2 separate regions of the Homo sapiens genome follow, and region 2 is linked to region 1. Evidence: chromatin loops called from intact Hi-C (ENCODE). Cell type or tissue: IMR-90. All regions are shown on one strand. Links, peaks and the distances in the headings refer to the core of each region. The heading gives the core; the rest is flanking DNA. Region 1 overlaps PALMD (palmdelphin). Region 2 has its middle 56 kb from the start of LINC01708.

Region 1 (5,388 bases), core at 246-5,245:
CAGACTTCTCTGAGCTCCAGTCTTGTATATCCAACTGTCTTCTCCATATCACACTTGATTGTCTCAAATTTAACACATCCCCCACAAATCCCCTTTCTTCTCTCTCCCAGATTTCTTCAGCCAATTGTATTGCATGTTTCCAATTATTCAGGTCACAAACAGTGGAATCACCTTGACATCTCCCTTTCTCTTATCCCCTGCATGTAATCATCAACAAATTCTGACAGCTCTTTCTGTCAAATATTTCTAGAATCCAACCACTTCTCACCCTTCTACTGGCAACCAACCTGGATTACACCATCTTCATCTAGATTTTTAGCACAATTGACCTCCATGTTTGCCCCATCCAGTCTATTTTCCACACAGCAGCCAGTGTAACTGTTTACATTTCAAGTCATAGCATGTTTCCTCTCTGTTCAAAATTCCAGTGGCTTCCCCAAAGCCCTTCCATGCACAAGGCCCTGCCTATCTGGTCATCTGCCTCCTCTCTGACTTCATTTCACCTTTCTACTCTCTTGGCTCTTCCTTCGCTCTCTATAGTTACTCTTCCATCTCTCTGGAGCACACTCCCTTTGAAACCCTCATGTTTCCCGCTCTCACTTCCTTCATGTCTCTGCTCAAATGACACTTTATCAGAGAAACTTCCCTCACCACACTGTGTGAAATAGTGCCCCCTCCTCAGGCTTTCTCTATATTCTTTATCTTGCTGTTTACAGCCCCTATCCTGCTTTTCTCATCAAAAATATTTTTTCTTCATAAATAAATGTGTTTATGTGTATATATATGTATGTACATACATCTGCAATATATACATATTTGTATTACACATTTATTAATGCAGGGATTGACAAACTATGGCCCAGGACCAAATCTAGCCCTGGCCTGATTTTGTACAGACACAAGCTAAAAATGGTTTTTATATTATTAAAAGGCTGTAAAAGAAAAAGGGGAAAAAAGATGAATAAGAAACAGAAAGCATATGTGGACTGCAAAACCTAAAATATTTGGCATCCGGCCCCTTATAGAAAAAGGTTGCCAGCCCCTGTATTGTCTCCCACTAGAACATAAACTCCTTGAGCTCAGGGACTTTGTTTTGGTCACTGTAAGATCCCCAGCACATAGAAGAGTGCCTGGTTCAAAGTAGATGCTAAGTAAATATTTTTAAAAGAATGAATGAATAAAGACAATGAGTTTTATTGTTTGTTTGTTTGTTTGTTAGCCCAGATCTCACTCTGTTGCCCAGGCTGGAGTGCAATGGTATGATCATGGCTCACTGCAAGCTCGACCACTCGGGCTCAAACAATCCTCCCACCTCAGCCTCCCATGTAGCTGAGACCACAGGTGTATGCTCAGCTAATTTTTTTTAATATTTGTAGAGACTGAGGTCTCACTATGTTGTCCAGGCTCATCTCTAACTCCTAGGCTCAAGCAATCTTCCTGCCTCAGCTTCCCAAAGTGCTGGATTATAGGCATGAGCCACTTCTCTCAGCCCAACACTGAGTCTTAGTGAGGTCAGGTGACTTGTCTAAGGTCACACAGGAAGCTGGCAGATGAACCAGGTTTCAAACCCAGGTCCACCTGATTCCACAGCTAGGCCCTGATGTGCAAGAGCTGCTTGAAGCAATGATTTGAACCTTCTTGTTTTCTACCAAAAGGCTTTCCTTTGTAGACTGTCTCTAACAGGCAAATTAGGTAAGCACCCTGTGGGACAGGGGATGAAAAAAGAAAGACATACAGTATGTTGCAGAAAACTTTTAAAAATTATATCATAACATATTTACATCTGATATCAACCATATTCAATGTACTTTCATATACATCATCTCTTAGTGTCACCACATATCTGTCTGTATATGGTAATGAGCGTAATCTGTAATTATGCTCATTACACACATTACAAAACAGAGTTTCAGAGAGGTTAGGGGAACTGGCTTTCACAAGAAATGAGTAGCAGAGACAGAATTGAATCCAGATTTATCACTTTTAGTGCAGAGCTTTCCCCTTTACCAAATTGGACCAACATATATCCCCACAGCTCTGCTGAAGGGTAAAAGTGCTGCCATGGATGTGGAGGAATTTTAATAAAATGGCAGTCACAGTTCAGTCACTTCTAAGAAACCAGGGGCTACTCCATTTCACTTAGAGGTCTGTGGCATACAAGAAAACCTCCTCAGTTATAAACGGCAATCTACCAATGGCCAGAGGCAGCAGCAAAGTAAGAACTTTGAAACTGAAGCAATGAGCAAGAGAGCTGTCAAGCTGACCACATCTTGGGCTTTTACTGGTGTGACAATAGTGCAGCATTTTTGAGCTGCCAGGCCCATGACCATCTTCAAGAAGGAAGCCAAGAAAACTGACAGTTCTCTTAGCTGACACGAATATCCACAGCTGTCACCTCCTGGACCAGCTGCTGAATCTAATCAGCCATCCTCTGAGGCAGCTGACTTTAGAGCCTTAGTGTATTTGGCTGAGAAACCATGTGTGTTACGTGGCTGCCAAGGGCCAGCCTTCTGCGTGATTGCCAGTGTCTCTATGTTTTTATAGAGGAGAGGTCACGATGCTGCCCCCTGGAGTTCATTTGAATCTGACACGCAGCTGTACACTGGCCAAGATACCAGCTCAGAATGCTTGCAACAGTCTAGTTTCAAATGTCTGTCTCTTTGTTGCTGTAAGTTCCTTATGCTGTGTCAGGCCATGTGTGCCCTACCCCCCGCCCAGAAAATGTAGCCTCTATAAACAGCAGCAGTTGAAGCTACTGTACTATATTTGGTCCATTTCTGCATCTCTTCACCCTCCTCACTATAATATGGCCCAACTCTTAGGAAACTGAAATTAAATCAAAGTGTCATTTTCAATGGTAGAATATGCAAGAATTTTAAGTACTAAATGACTATGATTATTAAATCAGTTTAATAATTATAATGTTTTCTTCAAATAATTTATATGATGACTTGGATATGAAAACCTGATGAACTACATAATAACTACAAATGTACCATTCCTTTCGGTACAACTTTAAACTTATGTCTCTGTATTTTAAAAATCTCTTTTATTTGGAAATAACATTAGTAATTGCAATGAAGAACATGGAGCAAAGGTCAAATGCTTTACCTAATATATTCCTTTGTCAAAAAAAGAAAACTTGAAAATCGTTCAAAGTCGGGCATTAGGTATCTTCCATATATTAAGTATCATGCTTAGTGTGATGCTAAGTGTGACATTATATTCTTAGAAAGTGTCTGGCTACTTACATGCATATTCCAAGGAAACTTTATATATGGGGAAGACATATTTGAGAACTCCGCATTTGTACTGTGTTAAGCAATAAAAAGTATACCTTTTTGTTGTCAGGCTTGAGAAAGAGATCCAAGATCTTGAAAAAGCTGAACTGCAAATCTCAACGAAGGAAGAGGCCATTTTAAAGAAACTAAAGTCAATTGAGCGGACAACAGAAGACATTATAAGAGTGAGCATTAACCAATTTTAAAACTGTAATTCTCTCTCAAAATGAATCCACAAATACTATATAATTTTTCAAAGCATATCCACATTTAGATTCTATTTTTTAAACTGTATTAATCATGGAGAATTCTTTTTTCTTACAGTCTGTGAAAGTGGAAAGAGAAGAAAGAGCAGAAGGTATGTTTTTGAATAACTTATTTTATGTTAAACTAAGTTTTTTTGGTAATTTGAAATTGTTCCCATTGTAAATATATTCTAAATGTATTTTGAATTCATATTAATTTTACAGAGTCAATTGAGGACATCTATGCTAATATCCCTGACCTTCCAAAGTCCTACATACCTTCTAGGTTAAGGAAGGAGATAAATGAAGAAAAAGAAGATGATGAACAAAATAGGAAAGGTATATGAGAAATCTGTGTTGAAGGGCATGTTCTTAATTTCAGATTTTACAGTGTCAAATATTCACAACTTGCTATGACATATTATTCTTCCAGGTTAAGCAATGGTTCACTTTACAAAGTTCTGTGAGTTATGTGAGTCACCGCATAGGTGAGGATAATGAGGGTATAATAATAGCATTTATTCCATGCATTTTATTCCCTAACAAACCAGACAGGGATAAGGAAGATAGAGACCCAAAGGAGACAAGAAGCTCTTAAAAGCATAGATTCCCTGGTCAAAAATATTTCTCCTGACATATTCCATCCAATAGAACCTCTTTGGGGGTTACAAAGATCTTTTTTGAAAATGAAAATATTCCTTTGGGAAGCTTAGGCCTTATTTACCTCCATGGGAAATTGAGTTACATAAAACTGATGCTTCAAAGCTTCTAGAAAAATGAAGGTTTGCATTAGAGCAGAGAGGAAAACTTTGAATTTTACAGTGGAAGGAAAAGCTACTCTTTATTTGCAGATGGTAGTCATTTATTCATTCAACAAATATTTAGAGAATAGATACTGTGTGCCAGGTTCAGTTAGGCACATAGTAGGTATTCACTAAATATATCATGGTAGGGAGTGCAATACAGAGAATAAAGCAGAGAAGCTGGACAGGGAGAGTGCAGATGAGGGGTGTTGCAGTTTTTCTTGGGTAGTCAAGGAAGGCCAAGAACCACCAGGCTATAGAGGAGGTAAGAAATACAAAATGGGTTCAGAAAGAAAGGTGGGAGGACACAACAAAAGCAAGCTGTAATTTTGCACAGAATTCTATTCGCTTTACCTTTCCTATTGAAATTCCAGCCATAGGGATCTTACTTAGGTCATGAAGCAAATCTCAGCTTCCCCAGTTCTCTCCAGTCCATTTGTCTCAGTGCAGCTGATATTGCTGTACTTTTTAGCCCTTCCTCTACTTGAAAATGGGAGTGAAAATGAAAAGAAACATAAGGCAGAAAGAGAAGTGTGTGATTGTAGCCTTCTCCCTCCCGTTTCCATCCCAGTTCTACATTTAAACAGCCTCTCCACTGTGAAAACTTTAGAACACACCTCTATAATTTCACCAGGCTGCTGGCCTGTACAACAAGGATGTAACTTTATAAAATATACTGTACTAGGCACTTTGCCCACTGTGATGCACAGTCCAACATATTCTTCTTGACTAAAGAAGAGATTGATTCTGCCCATTGAGAAATGCAAAAGAAAGTATATCCATCTTGCTGAATTTATTAATAGGAAAGAGGATATCTTTTTCGGTTCCCCATTGAAATTCTTTCCTATTTGGAACCATCAGCTTATCTTCTCTAATCAACTTCTCTTCTTCAACCCTTTCCATTTTTCAGTACAATTCCCTACACCATTACATAAAAACCCGTGTTATTCCAGTTGGTCATGATATCATTAATGAGTAAAATCAGAAATTTAAAAAATAGACAACATCTCACATACAAGAACATGAAGGGTCTACTTAATATAAAAATAAACACAGTGA
Region 2 (5,388 bases), core at 160-5,159, 140 kb before region 1:
ATTCATTAGCTGGACCCAAATGTCAGTGTCTCCCCAGAGTTGTGCGATTTCTGAAATCTCTGCTTATCTCTCAGCACCCCACATCCTTTCTCTGCTATATCTCCTGAAATCTCATTATGTGAATACACACCTTTATGCATCAAAGACCCAATGTGAATTTTTATGTAGATTTTGGAGCCACTTCTCTGTAACTCTCTCCTAATACCCTACCCCTCAAATCCCAGTCACCATTGTAACTCCTAAAACCAGTCTCTGTTTTCCCTGAGAGCAAGAATTTTGCTTTCTGCTAGGGCTGTATGCTCCCATACAGTGGTTTGAAAATTGCTTTTTGGGGGAAATCCAGAGTGAAGGCAGGGTGTAGGTCATGTGTTTTCCTTATCTCAGGGATATCAGCCTTGCATTAGTTGCTGCTCACTTTCTGCAAACACTCGTTTAAATTTTTTCCATATTTTATATATGTTTTGGTGGGTGGACAAGTCTAACATAAGCTACTTAATCATGGCCAAATCTTAAAGTGAGGCATAAAGTGTTTTTATTGTATTTATTTATTTATTTTTTAGAGACAGGGTCTCACTCTGTCACCCAGGCTGGAATGCAGTGGCATATCATAGCACACTGCAGCCTTAAACTCCTGGGTTCAAGTGATTCTCCTGCTTCGGCCTCCTGAATAACTGGGACTACAGGCAGGCACCACCATGCCTAGCAAATTTTTTAACTTTTTGTGGAGACGAGGTCTCCATATGTTGCCCAGGCTTGTCTCGAACTCCTGGCCTCAAGTGATCCTCCTGCCTAAGCCTCCCAAAGTGCTGGGATTATAGGCATGAGCTACCACACTAGCCCATAAAGTTCTTAAGCACAGAATTAATCCTCATGATCCATTTATTTGCTCTTTTATATCCTCGCTCCTCTCTTTCCATACCTTACTAACTGTAACATAATAAAAGCATGTTTCTAACAGATAATTTCCACAAATAACTATAATCCTGCTATTTAAAAACTCAACATACTATCATCCTAGAGAAGAAAATCTATAACATAGTGACAGTAGGAATGCCAACTAATAACAAATTGGTGTTTAGACTTCTTACCTTCTGTAAGGCTCATGAAAGAAATATGTATTCATAATTGTCCAATTTCTTAAACGCAACCTTATGGAAAGACAGAATCAGGGTAAAGACAAACACTAAGAACAACGCACAGTGGAGACATAAACAGAGTTCTTAGATTAAGATACAGGTAGGGGCTAGCAGAATTCACACTGTTTCCCAGATTCCCTATCCCGTGAAGGGACACTTTGTCCAAGTACAGCCAGACATACTTCAGTTTTGTTTGAGGAAAGAAACTCTGATTTGTCTCCTAATATTTACAGAGGGGTTGGGAATAAGGAGGAAACATCCACAATGAGTAGAAAGAGTCTTGATCTTTGCAATTGGAGTGTCATTGACATCTACTCTCAGATACCAATTGCTCAATAAGTTTGAATAGCCAGCTGTTTTCAACTAAAGACCATGATGCTCTCCTGGATGAGCCAATGAGTCTATATGATGAAGAAAACCATGTTGTCTCTTTGCAGACAGTAAGTAACTACCTATAGGTTATTATTTCAAGCTTATCATGAAGGGTTTTTTTTGTTTGTTTTTTTGTTTTTTGTTTTTTTTTCTGAGATGGAGTCTCGCTCTGTTGCCAGGCTGGAGTGCAGTGGTGTGATCTTGGCTCACTGCAATCTCTGCCTCCTGGGTTCAAGTGATTCTCCTGCCTCAGCCTCCCAAGTAGCTGGGATTACATGCACATGCCATCATACCCAGCTAATTTCTGTATTTTTAGTAAAGAGGGCATTTCACCGTGTTGGCCAGGCTGCTCTCTATCTCCTGACCTCATGATCTGCCCGCCTCGGCCTCCCAAAGTGCTAGGATTACAGGTGTGAGCCCCCACGCCTGGCTCATAAAGGGTTTTTTCTAGCAGGGCCTTTGTTTATGGTTAAAATACAAATACAGTACATCTAGGAGAGGTATCACAGATTAGTCAGTTACATTTCAGAATGATGTTTTTAAAGACTCCTTTTCTGATAACTTATTTTGATAGTTAAGAGAGAGTAGAATCAAAAGCTGTGGGTTGTGAAAGGTAAATAGGAAAAGGAGCAAAAAGAAAGAAGAAAGAAGTTTGGAGGCTTGAGGAAACAGCTTCAGATTTAGCAATTTGGGCTCCTGCTTATAAATCTTCATGTCCGTATTGATATGTTACTAACAGCATATTGGTACATTAGTATAAGTGGTATTATACATCTCACTTAAAACAGTGGTCTTCAATCTTCAGCTACACAGAATCACCTACAGAGGTTTTATAGCTCCAGATGTCCTAGGTACACCCCAAACCAATTACATTAGAGACCCTAGAGATGGGGCCCAGGCAGTAGTGGTTGTTAAATCTCCACAGGTGATTCAAATATGTAGCCAAGCTTGCGAATCACTGACATGTTCTCTTGGCTTCTGCTCTCTTTCATAACAATAAAGCATCAGCTAGACAATCCCTGAGCATTCTTTCCAGTCCAAGTTCTTCAATTCTGTGATAATGCATGAAAAATTTCCCTTTTCTTTCACTGCTCGCAAAACTGAAGCAAATCCACTGAGTTATTTTCTGCTTTGGCTTTGTGACTTAGGTAAATACAAATGTTCTCCAAAGTTTATATTGTTTCATAAGATGTTTTCCATCCCTGCTCACCTAGACATTCATCAGAGGGAAGGGGGAAACAGCTATTAGCTGTCCAAAGAAAAGCATAAGTCTAACACGAAACATATTATAAAAACAAACACTTTACAAGTGGGATGAGCCCTTTTTGTAAACACAGGAAACACCTGCTTATTGATGCTTTGCTATTGTGGAAGTTTTGTGTAAGTGTTTTCATAATTACAGATTCATATTCCATATATGTTAAGCAAAACTGTTTGCATGACTCATTTGGAAAAGACTTTGAAGTCTCTTGCTTAAGACCTAACAGTGCTCTCTTCTCTTCCTTTCTCTCTCCCCTAGAAGAGATGCCTAATGAGAAACGCCAAGATTGGCCACATGAGCTTTCACAGAGAGGCTCTGGGAAGGAGAAAGCCTGGAAGTCAGGCCCATCTGCACAGCACACTCACCTGCTGTGAGTCATTCAGTCCATGTCAGGCATTTTTTTCCCACAGCTCTTCCTACCTCACAGATGTGATATTAAAGAGCTATATAATGTGTAAGACACTCCAAGGTACTGTGAAGCAAGAAATGAAATAAATATAGGATCTTTACCTTGCCAAAAAGCAACATCTCAGAATTTGCCAAGCCACCTGCTAAGGTCAAGTCATTTGTCATCTGAAGCAAACTGCCTCTATTAAAGACAAATGGCATAATATCCACAGCCCCCTCCCCAGGAAACCTTCAATATGGTTCACTTATATTCTCCTTAAACATAGCTGCATATTCAGACCTTCTCAACCTTGAGCATATCTTTGTTCCACCAGCAAGATCCTCTGCCTTTTTTTCTGCCCTGTCTCCACTTTTCCCTCTACCCCCACTCCTCACTATGGAAATACAATACATCATTCAAGTTCCCGTTTAATTAATAGCAGCTACTTTATTGAGCACGTTCCAGGAACTTAGCTGAATGCTTTTCATGCATTTGTTTACCTAATTCTTCCAACATATCTACAAAATAAGTTTTATTAAGCCAGTTGACTCAAAGACAATCAAAACTCAAAGAGGGAAAATAACTTGCTCAAGATCACAAAACCAAGATTCAAACCCAGGCGTATCTTGCTCCAAAGCTGATTCTATTACCCACTACATTGCACTGTCACTCTTTCCATAGAAGGGTGAAAACTTTCTTGATGACTCTACCATGCAGCAATTTCTCCCCAGTTGAAATCAAGCTCCCCTCCAGTATATGTTTTTACATGTTGCGTAGTCTTGGTCACTATTTTATATTGCTATTTAATTTAAAATGAATGTTTTGTTTCTTTCCCTAAGTATATTACAAGCCTATTAAAGCCACAGAACTATTCAAAGTGCCTAACACAATGCACTTACATTCTGTAGGCACATACAAAAACTGGTCTTATTTTCAGTTGTGGTATATGCTTTTGTTACCCTTTTATCACCTAGCACATTGCTATGTACAGTAGTCTAACCAAGACAATAAATCCTTCCCATTTGTGTAGAGCACAGATGGAGGAATTAAATAACAAGACATGAGGTGAAGAAGACTAGTAAAGGTGTAATTGAAGATGAACCTATCTATCTACTTTTGGGTCATCTTGGGTTATGATTTTAATGTTGATAGCTATCAGAACTTAAGAAGCATTTCTTTTTTATAATGCACAGAATACCAAAATACTGATATTAGACAGTATTCCATATTTGCATAAATTATAATTTCTAATCAGTTATTAATATTTACTAGTGTCTGTGCAGAATGTTTATCAATATGTCATAGCACAAAAGTAGAAACAAGCACAAAATAAATTAACACAGTATTTTACATTTTAAGAATAATCAGCCAGGTGCGGTGGCTCATGCCTATAATCCTAACATTTTGGGAGGCCGAGGCAGGCAAATCACTTGAGGTCAGGAGTTCAAGATCAGCCTGGCCAACATGAGAAACCTCTGTCTCTATTAAAAATACGAAAATTAGCTGGACATGGTGGCACACACCTGTAATCCCAGCTACTCAGGAGGCTGAGGCAGGAGAATCACTTGAACCCAGGAGGCAGAGGTTGCAGTGAGCCGAGATTGTGCCAATGCACTCCAGCCTGGGCAATAAAGCAAGACTCCATCTCAAAAAATACAATTTTTTAAAAAAAAAAGAATAATGAACACAAGATCTTTCTATGCAAAGCGATTTGGTAAATTAAGAAAAATATTTAGAAAAGTCAGAAAGAAAAACACTCTAGCCAGGCAAACTTAGAAAACTAAGGGAAAACTTTTAGAGCTTGATTAAGTAGATAATTACTTAAGATGAAAGAGTAAATTATATAAAAGAGAACTTATTGGTGAATAAAAATAAATCTGATTCTAAGAGATAAGAATAACTGGCATGCAGGAGATACTGACTCACAAAGCTTCCTGTACCAACCAGAGTATCATTTTTTCAAATAGGAGAGGAGTGAATGTTATGCACTGTGGCTTAATAGTGTGCATGAAATTACTCTGATGCTCATTTTTCTGATTCCAAGACTCTTGACTAAGAATGTTCAAGCTCTTATTTGAGACCATAAAATAGAATATGAAAATAAATAACTTGAAATAGAGAGGCAGGCATCTCAGCGAGTAGCCCATATGCACTCACCCCTAAACCAGTCCCGAGTACCTCCTCAGTAACACACCCTCTTCAGCGTGCTAGAAATATGAAGCCAGTACATG

Evidence for each region. Peaks named below come from ENCODE experiments on the same cell type or tissue, not always from the same donor. Only the 100,000 strongest peaks of a DNase experiment are listed, where the experiment ranks them.
Region 2: it touches region 1 in a loop (2.0-fold over the local background); 10 of 110 quality-filtered maps call a loop at or near these places.

The regions. Positions count from the first base shown.
Region 1 is chr1:99,683,325-99,688,712 of GRCh38, forward strand. It overlaps PALMD (palmdelphin), which reads left to right. Exons shown (of 8, transcript NM_017734.5): 4 at 3,352-3,466; 5 at 3,606-3,639; 6 at 3,752-3,865. Among named protein-coding and RNA genes, the nearest start is that of PALMD, 40 kb to the left of the region's middle. In IMR-90, for the core only: a CTCF peak has its summit at 2,567 (motif pointing left); a DNase peak (open chromatin) is centred at 2,497; H3K27ac peaks cover 1,037 bases.
Region 2 is chr1:99,541,504-99,546,891 of GRCh38, forward strand. No RefSeq gene overlaps it. Among named protein-coding and RNA genes, the nearest start is that of LINC01708, 56 kb to the left of the region's middle. In IMR-90, for the core only: no CTCF peak of the experiment used is centred there; a DNase peak (open chromatin) is centred at 2,998.